Regions from separate parts of the Mus musculus genome. Here all the other regions are linked to region 1. The links are chromatin contacts, found by POLR2A ChIA-PET in ENCODE. All regions are on one chromosome and are shown on one strand. Each heading gives the region's core, a stretch centred on a gene start or an enhancer-like site at or near the end of the contact. The rest is flanking DNA. Distances are from core to core; before and after follow the strand shown. Region 1 holds the start of Nubp1 (nucleotide binding protein 1). Region 2 overlaps Tekt5 (tektin 5). Region 3 holds the start of Tvp23a (trans-golgi network vesicle protein 23A).

Region 1 (2,710 bases), core at 112-2,611:
TGCTGTCTATGTGCTGAGTGTTACAGCCTGAATGGCACTTCCATCATGGAGTCAGTTGTGCTAAGGTCTGGGGCCCTGTCACAATAACAATGAAAAAAAAAAAGTCCATGAATTTGATAAACAGCAAGGAGAGGTGGTAAGGTTTGGGGGAAGGAAAATGAAGGGAGAAATGATGTAATTATAATCTCAAAAATAAATGAAAAATATTTAGAATCGTTCAATGAAAACAGTAACAACCACCACCATCTTGTGCCAAAGTTGCATGCAGCCAAGCTCCCATGGCTGTGACCATGGACAGGATGTCTTCATGGAGTCTAAACACTGCTCCACAGACACAGACAGGCCATTTGTCTAAACACTCACAGACACATACAGGAGAAATGGTAGCAGCAAGGACAGTGGGGACCTGCAGAAGTGAGAGAAAGCTAGGGAAAGCTCCCAGTGGGGGCACAGGAGTGGGTTTGAAGAGGTTTCACTGAACAGATCTGAGGGGAAGCAACAAAACACAAAACAAAGTATTTTTCTAAATAGCACAGCAATTTTAAGAGGGCGGGGGTGTCAGCCCAGGAATGCTGGTGGTGCACATTGTAATCCCAGCAACTGAAAGACGGAGGCAGGAGGATCAAATGAGAACTTACACTGCTGGCGATTGAATTTATGGCTTTTCACTTGCTGGACAGGTACTCTACCACTGAGCTACACCCCTTTATAAAGTCTCCCCTCTTAGCCAAACATGGCAAGAAAATCATTAATTCAAGATCAGCTTGAGCAGAAGAGAGGAGAGGAGAACAGAGAAGAAATAGAGAGGGACGGACAAAGTGTTTTGTTGGATCTGTATTGTTTCAGTGCTGGGGACTAAATATAGGACCTCATGCATGATAGATCAAGCACTCTACCAATTGAGCCACAATCCCAGCCTGTAACAGAATCTAGGGTAGGGCAGATTATTTGAAACTGAGTAAATATTGACATTGATTGTACTTTTATTAGTAGTACTGCATCAACACTGAGGCCACGGAGAATAACGTTCGTTGGCGACAAAAACCATACTTAAAAAAACAAAACAACAACAAAAACAAAAACAGAATCAAAAACCTGCATTATGTGTAAGAGTCCATCCTCGCTTTCCCTATGAGTTCTGGGATTTGGATACAGGCTGGCTCAACAGAATCTTTAATCGTTAGAGCCACTTCATTTGCTCAGGTATCATATATTTCTGAGTCTCGCCCTGTTTTAGCGGGAAGAGGCATAGGAATCCCACCCACTGCACACACGGTTTTGCGCGTGCGCAGTCCTGGTCTGGCGAGACAGTTCCCGCGGCCGGGGGGTCAGATTGGACCTGCGAGGCGGAAACACGCCCCTGAGGTTCCGGCGAGCGCAGCCCGGGCAAGAGCGGCAGCATGGAGGAGGCGCCCCACGGTGAGCTATCGCAGGACGTGTGGGTGGTCCCGCTGGGACCGAACCACTCTGACTGTGCCTTCGTCTTCCCGCAGGCTGCCCCGGGGCCGACAGCGCCCAGGCCGGCCGAGGAGCCTCGTGCCAGGGATGCCCCAACCAGAGGCTGTGCGCATCCGGAGCCGGCGCTGCTCCGGATCCCGGTGAGGAAGCGGCGGGCAGATCAGGAAGTGGAAGGGGCGGGACTTGAGGGTGAATGGCAGCGGCTAGTGGGCAGTATTCTAATTGGTTGGGGGGAGGGCGTAGAAGGCGGAGCTTGAGCGAGAGGGAGGTTTTAAAAATCAAATAGCGGAAAAACAGTGATGGAAATGGAGGTTTAGTCTGATCTGCGGTAGACAGGGAACCGAAGGGGGCATTAAAATAAGCTTGGCGGCACAGGCTTGTTCCCCCGGAACTTGAGGGGCAGAAGCAGGAGGATGGCTACAAGTTAAAAGCCAGCCTGGACTACAGGATGAGACCCTGTATGAGTGAATGAATGAATCAGTGAATGAATGAATGAATGAACGAACGAACATTAGGTCGAGTGTGTTGGCACATGTTTGTAATCTCAGCATTTAAGAGGCTAACCCCGGGCTTAGATGAGACCCTGTCTTTATTAAAAAAAAAAAAAAAATCAGTAAATAGGACCTCAAAGAAGGATAGAATAGATAAAAGTGATGTCGGGCAGGTACAGGGCTTAAGTAATAACCGCTACCTCAGTATCCACAAGGCCAAGCACAGAGAGGAGAATGGAAAAATACTGAGATCTTTCAGGCCTGAGTCCTGGCACATGTCCATCACAGGTCACAGAGGCTCTGCTCTCTCTGTGGCAGAGAGAAGGACCCTCCTGTTAAGGAGTCTATCTTTCAGCAGACATGAATGTTCATTATCTCAGTGGAGAGACAGATGGGGGACTGAGAGCAAAGTGGGGAGGAAGCAGGAGCAGGCACGTTAAACTCACCAGGGATCAGCACTGTGAGGGGCCATCTCCAGGGCGAGGAGGACTGAAAGCCTAGCTGGAAGGAAGGCTTTTCAGAGAGAGGCTGGGTTTGGTTGTTGAGTCTCCTGAAAACTGATCTTGAGCAAGAATGCCCTCATGGTGAAGACCAGTCTCCCCACAGTGTAGTCTGTAAAGATTTGAAACAAGACGTGACATTGGAAACCCAGTACGTTGCTGGGATGGTTGCTTCTGAGAGCCTGTGAGTTTCCCATCTGCAGCCCTGGGGACATTGGAGTTGATCATCCCTTGTACTGGGCCTAACCTGTGCTTAAGACA
Region 2 (2,710 bases), core at 88-2,587, 45 kb before region 1:
TCCTCTGATCTCTACCCATGCACCATCCCATGCACACATACATACACACAAGATAAAATACATGTAGACGAAACTTTCCCTTTAAGAAGAATCTTCAGTTCAAAGGGGAAAATACTATCTAAACAGTAAAAGTCAAAGTTCTAGAGATTCTTGGGCTCTGCCCCACTGAGGTTCTGACTCTGTGGATGGGACACTTCTCAGAATCCTTGGTGACTTGGTCATAGAAACCCCTGTTTGACTTAGAAGTGCAGAACTACTAGGTAAACTGAGGCTCTTCAGCAGGAAGGGGCTGGGCTAATTGCCTTGCTGCAGGTGGAGATGTGGAGCTAAGCCCAGGCTGTCTGTTCCAGCAAGGAGTCCTAAGCAGGATAGAGTTTGTTTACTATCTGTGCATGTGAACCCACAGGCGCTTCCCACAAGGGAATTGGCCCCACCCCAGGCTTCCAGCTTCTGGGAGAAATGTACAGACAATTTTGAAACTGGACACCCCCCGCCCCAAGCCCCAGCCCCAGCCCCAGAGTTGTGCTTTCTCCTGTGGCTCAGACTCTCCAGGCAACCAGGCAGGAAGCAGAGAACCCAGGAGGCCTCTGGAGAGGAGAGCCTGGGCAAGTGGGCACATGCTGCAGAATGCAGAGCCTCAAGTTCCAAGCTCTTACTAAATGTATGTAACATGTGTACACATACCCACACACACTCTACCTCCTTTGAAGCCACCCCAACCTGTTCCCAGAGCTGTGCTATTCCCACGTTTATATCAAATGCGGCAGGTTGTAGGGTATGGTGGTGTACATCCGCAAGTCAGCACTTCAGAGGATCACAAGTCCAGGTCCTGACTGGACTAAACTCTGAAAGCTGTTCTCAACAAGAACAAAGAAGAAAACTCAAGCAGGCATTTATCACACACAGGGCCTTTACAGAAGTTGTCCCCTCTGCTTAAGGAACTCCTTCTCAGATGCCAGCAGGCTCCCTTCATCACCTCCTCAGGCTGGGGCCTAGGCAGCTCTGGTTGCACCTCATTAAACAACGCTTCAGAACTTTAGCCAATGTGTGAGTCCCTTTCTTTGAGGCAAGGCCTACTCAAGTTTTCAGCCATTCAGAGCAGAAGTGGATGCCCTCTGGAAAGAACAGATTTCTCTCCAGACTAATACCCTCCTGCCTTGTTATACTACACACTCAAACAAGGGCACGCGCGCGCGCGCACACACACACACACACACACACACACACACACACACACGGCTGCCTGGCATCTTGGCCCAGGCTCTGAGGGATTCCCCTGGAATTTTCATCTTTCCGTTCCCACAAAGCTAGGGAAACAGGCTCCAGGGCACAGTTTGGCTCATCCCAGAGTCTGGGTGGGACCTCTGGGGATTGGTCCCCAGGGGGTCACCCCATGGGAGGAGTTTTGGCACACTGGATCAGGCAGCTGCCAGGCTTTTCCTGCCCTGGCTGGGAGTGGTTGTGAAAGGGTGGCATGGGAGAGAGAATTCCTTTTTCACTCCTCTGCATCCCCATAAGGCAGGGTGCCTGCCACTCAAAATAGGGAGCCTCGGCAGGGTGTGTCCGAAGCCTCCCTGGTGCTGCACGTCAGAGGACAGATGACTCCATCTCCCTAAAACTGACCAGTATTGGAGTCACACACGCTCCATAGCTCAGCTACTGTTCTTATTTGCTGTGACCTTGTGAGTTTCCCAGCCTCTCTGAGCCTAATGCAATCTGTACTCCACGTCTACAGAGCCCTTCCTAATTGACAGATGTGTTTTCTTTCATTTGCTAGACTGGCAAAATTACAATAACCTACTAAGGTGTAGCTATGAGGACTGAATGAGATGGCTAACTCTTACATTGGCAGCTCTGGATGGTTCACAGAGCTGGTGAAGATGTTACGGGATATGTCTGTGAGTGGATGGATGCTCAGGAGTTCCATCAAGCCGGGCGTTGGTGGTGCATGCCTTTAATCCCAGCACTTGGGAGGCAGAGGCAGGTGGATTTCTGAGTTCAAGGCCAGCCTGTTCTACAAAGTGAGTTCCAGGACAGCCAGGGCTATACAGAGAAACCCTGTCTAGAAAAAAAAAAAAAAAAAAAAAAGAGTTCCATCAAGATTGATGGTCTCAGCAGGCATGCCCAGTTTGAGTGGCCCTCATCTCATCCATCACAGCCCAAGTCCAAGCTGCATCGAAGCACAGAGAAGAAGTGACCTCTTTCTCCTGAGCTCTGAGGCGCACGCCTGCCTTCCCCACAGCTCCTTGCTTTCAGACTCAAGTGAGGACCTCACTGGTGGCACAAGCCCGCTGCTTGCTTATAGGGGACTAAGATATGGTTGACTCTGAGCTAAATGTCAAGGGACCATGGACTGGGAACCATAAGTTCAAGCTGCACGGTGGAAAGGTGACTTTTCATAGTCACAGGATAAAACAGTCACAAGTACCAACTCACTGCTGGGAACACCAGGTTGGCAGGTCACAGCAGGGTAGGAAATCTCCTGGTTGCAGGTACTGCCTGGTGACCACCTTGGCCGCAGGGACCATAGAAGCTAGAGGGTTGCTTGGCTGGACCATTACAAAGGTTCTTCCTGCTGACTACAGGGATGTTAGGTCAGACAAGAGGGGATTAAAGATAGTCCAAGATAATTGTCTCTGGGTCTGCAACTTTACAATCACAAAGCTCTAATCAGCCATCAGTCTGTAAGAATCCTAACACTGTGTTCTGG
Region 3 (2,710 bases), core at 158-2,657, 35 kb after region 1:
AGGGCTTCATGCATGCTGGGCAAGTACTCTACCAACTGAGCTACACGCCCAGACCTCACATTGTAAAGGTGCAAATTACCCTAGGTTGCTGAGTAGGGTTGCGGTATTGTCACAAATGCCCTTATTATTGAGAGGTACAGGAGCGCATGTGCACGTGCACACCACCATGCCTCGTTGATGCTGTGGTTAGGATGGAACCCAGAGGTCTGTTCGTGCTAAGCAGATACTCCACCAACTGAACTACATGAAACTAGCATGTTTATGACAATTTGTTACAGTGACCACGTACTAATTTCATTCTTAGAGACTGTTGTATTTGGGTCGGATGATCTAATGGAAGAGGAAGACAAAATAACCGTAGCGGAAAGGTAGCACTTTTGACTAGCATACACAAGGCCCTCTGTTCCATTCCCAGTACCAGAAAACATAAAGAGAAAGCACTAGGTACCAGGCCTCTAAGTATGCTAGGGACGAGTGGGATGGACAAGTGGGCGTGGCTGAGCTGTGATTGTTTCTTGAAGGCTCAGGGGTTTGCACTTTCGCAGCTACCCTGCTGCAGACTGACTCCTCTCCTACACTGCCATATCTGACCTTCCAACAAGGATGCAGAACCTTTGCACTTCCTGTTCCTTTAGCCCAAATTCTCTTCCTCCAGAGCCTCCTGTGGCTGCCGGCTTCTCAGCATCCAGTCTCAGCTTAAAAGTCACTGCCTCAAAGACCCCTTCCCCCGCCCCGCCCCTTTGTGCTAGAGCATGAGAACAACCCTTGGAACCTTCTCTTACCTCACCGTGCTAGTTTCTTTCTAACCCTCTTAACATTTTTGCCTAATAAATCAGCTGCCCCGCCCCCAAGCTCTAGGCTCCAAGGGGGCAGGGTCTGTACAACTCATGCACACAGCAGTTGTTCCGTGTATTTCGAATGAATGAGTTGGCGAATGAATGAATTTGCAGCTTGGGACCAAATAAGTCAACATACCTGATCTTGGCCTTTCTAAAGGCCAGCTCCTCTTCATTACCGAAGTCCAGGGACACATCCTCAGTATCATCCCCTAGGCCCTGGGGAACAGCAGGAGCAGATAGATGGCAGGCCATCCCAGAGCTCACAGGAGGCCTTCGGGCGTGAGCGCCCTCTCTCCCTGGATATGTCTCTGTGCTCCTCCCAGCATTATTCCCTTAGTTCCCTAGGCTTTCCCCACCCTCCTTACTGCTCGGGGGCTTAGCCTTCAAGGCCAGTGCATCTACCTCCCAATGCAGCATCTCTGCAGCCCTACCTGCTTCATCCCCCTGGGTACCACTTGACACTATAGCACAGGTTCCAGCTCTGCCCTTCACCGCCCAAAGTTTAGGATGCCCAGCAGGGAGCCCGCCTGTGGGATGCTCCCAGCCTTAGCTCAGCTCTAGTGATCGATGGGGGGAGGGGCTCTGTGCAGTGCGCAGTCGCGGACTGGGGCGGAGCCAGAGAGGATACCCAAGGATGCTGGGATACACTGAGAGCCGAGTTCAACACGGAGGGTGCAGGACGTGAATGTAAGTTAGTATCCAGAAGCTGAGCGCTCAGGTTGGAAGCAGAGTTTGCTGGCTCTATAAAAAGCAAACTCTTCTGCGCCAGGCATAGTAGTGCAAGCCTGTGACTCTTGGAAATCTGAAGCAGAAGATTGCCCGGCTGCATAGAAACAAACAAATAAATAAACAAACAGCTGTGATCAGGATCTAGTTGCGTGGCTTGGGAACAGCAGTATTGACATAGAAATGGGCACACAGAGAAGAGTAGTTGTAGCCATGTGAAGGCCTTGCTGGCCTTCTCCTGGCCCAGAACAGAGTCGCAGAATCTCTTCTATGGCCTACCCCTGCCATTTCCCAATTCCCACCCCACTATCTACACAATCTCCCTTAGCCCCCATATCCCTCCCTGCCATCCTGGGACAGAGCTGAGTGACAGGAAGCCAAAGCTGCTAGTCTTGCTTCATGGTTCCCCTTTCTCCCTCCCCCACAACCAGGTGTTAGCCTGACTCCTGGTGACCCCCTCAGGGATACCGAGCCACAAGCTCCAGGGCAGTTCCTTCCTGCCCTGGCTAGAGCGCAGTAAGGGGCTGGTTCACCTTTAATCCTATAGCTGTGCCAGAGCTGCCAGCTGCACACACCACTCTTTAGGACACAGAGATGCTGTCTGGGGGGAAGGGAAAGGGGACTCCTTCTATGACAGAAGACCATCTCAGGGGCCAAGCCTTTTGAAGTGTTTTTCAAACTCTGACTGACATGGCAATGTTGGCCTGTAATCACAGTACTTAGGAAGGCTGAAGCAGGAGGATCACAAATTTCAGGCTAGCCTAAAATACAAAACAAGTTCAAGACCAGCCTGGGCAAATTAGCAAGATCCTATCTCAAAAAGTTTATTTTAAAAATGAGGTAGAAGGGGGATGGGGTGGGGTGGGCATATGCACAAGCAAGTGATTTTAGTGAGTGCTAGAGTGTTTGTCTTGCATACAAGAGACTCTTGATTCAATCCCCAGTGACACACACACCCCACACAAACATGTCTGTGTGTTTGTATGTATATGTATATGTATATGTATATGTATATGTATATGTATATGTATATGTATATGTATATGTATATATTTCCAAACCAACATCAGTTCTAGTAGCTTCTAAGCCCTCTGCTGCTCAACTAATAAGATGATCCACTAAAATCAGCACAGCAGATTGCCAAA

What was found. ChIA-PET counts read pairs that join two places held with the same protein, here RNA polymerase II (POLR2A).
Region 2: POLR2A ChIA-PET joins it to region 1 with 11 read pairs in embryonic stem cell. The contact joins the enhancer-like site here to the promoter of Nubp1 in region 1. POLR2A ChIA-PET finds 5 or more read pairs at or near these places in 4 of 5 experiments (Patski and embryonic stem cell).
Region 3: POLR2A ChIA-PET joins it to region 1 with 16 read pairs in embryonic stem cell. The contact joins the promoter of Tvp23a here to the promoter of Nubp1 in region 1. POLR2A ChIA-PET finds 5 or more read pairs at or near these places in 3 of 5 experiments (Patski and embryonic stem cell).

What each region holds. Positions count from the first base shown.
Region 1 is chr16:10,410,577-10,413,286 of GRCm38, forward strand. It overlaps Nubp1 (nucleotide binding protein 1), which reads left to right and starts at 1,362. Exons shown (of 11, transcript NM_011955.2): 1 at 1,362-1,419; 2 at 1,494-1,598. The coding sequence starts at 1,401.
Region 2 is chr16:10,365,379-10,368,088 of GRCm38, forward strand. All of the region lies in intron 5 of Tekt5 (tektin 5), which reads right to left. Among named protein-coding and RNA genes, the nearest start is that of Gm41419, 4.6 kb to the right of the region's middle. Within about 2 kb of position 1,338, at least 1 of the 3 ENCODE cell types and tissues checked has a DNase peak (open chromatin) inside an H3K27ac peak, as active enhancers do.
Region 3 is chr16:10,445,955-10,448,664 of GRCm38, forward strand. It overlaps Tvp23a (trans-golgi network vesicle protein 23A), which reads right to left and starts at 1,408. Exons shown (of 7, transcript NM_001013778.2): 1 at 976-1,408. The coding sequence starts at 1,091.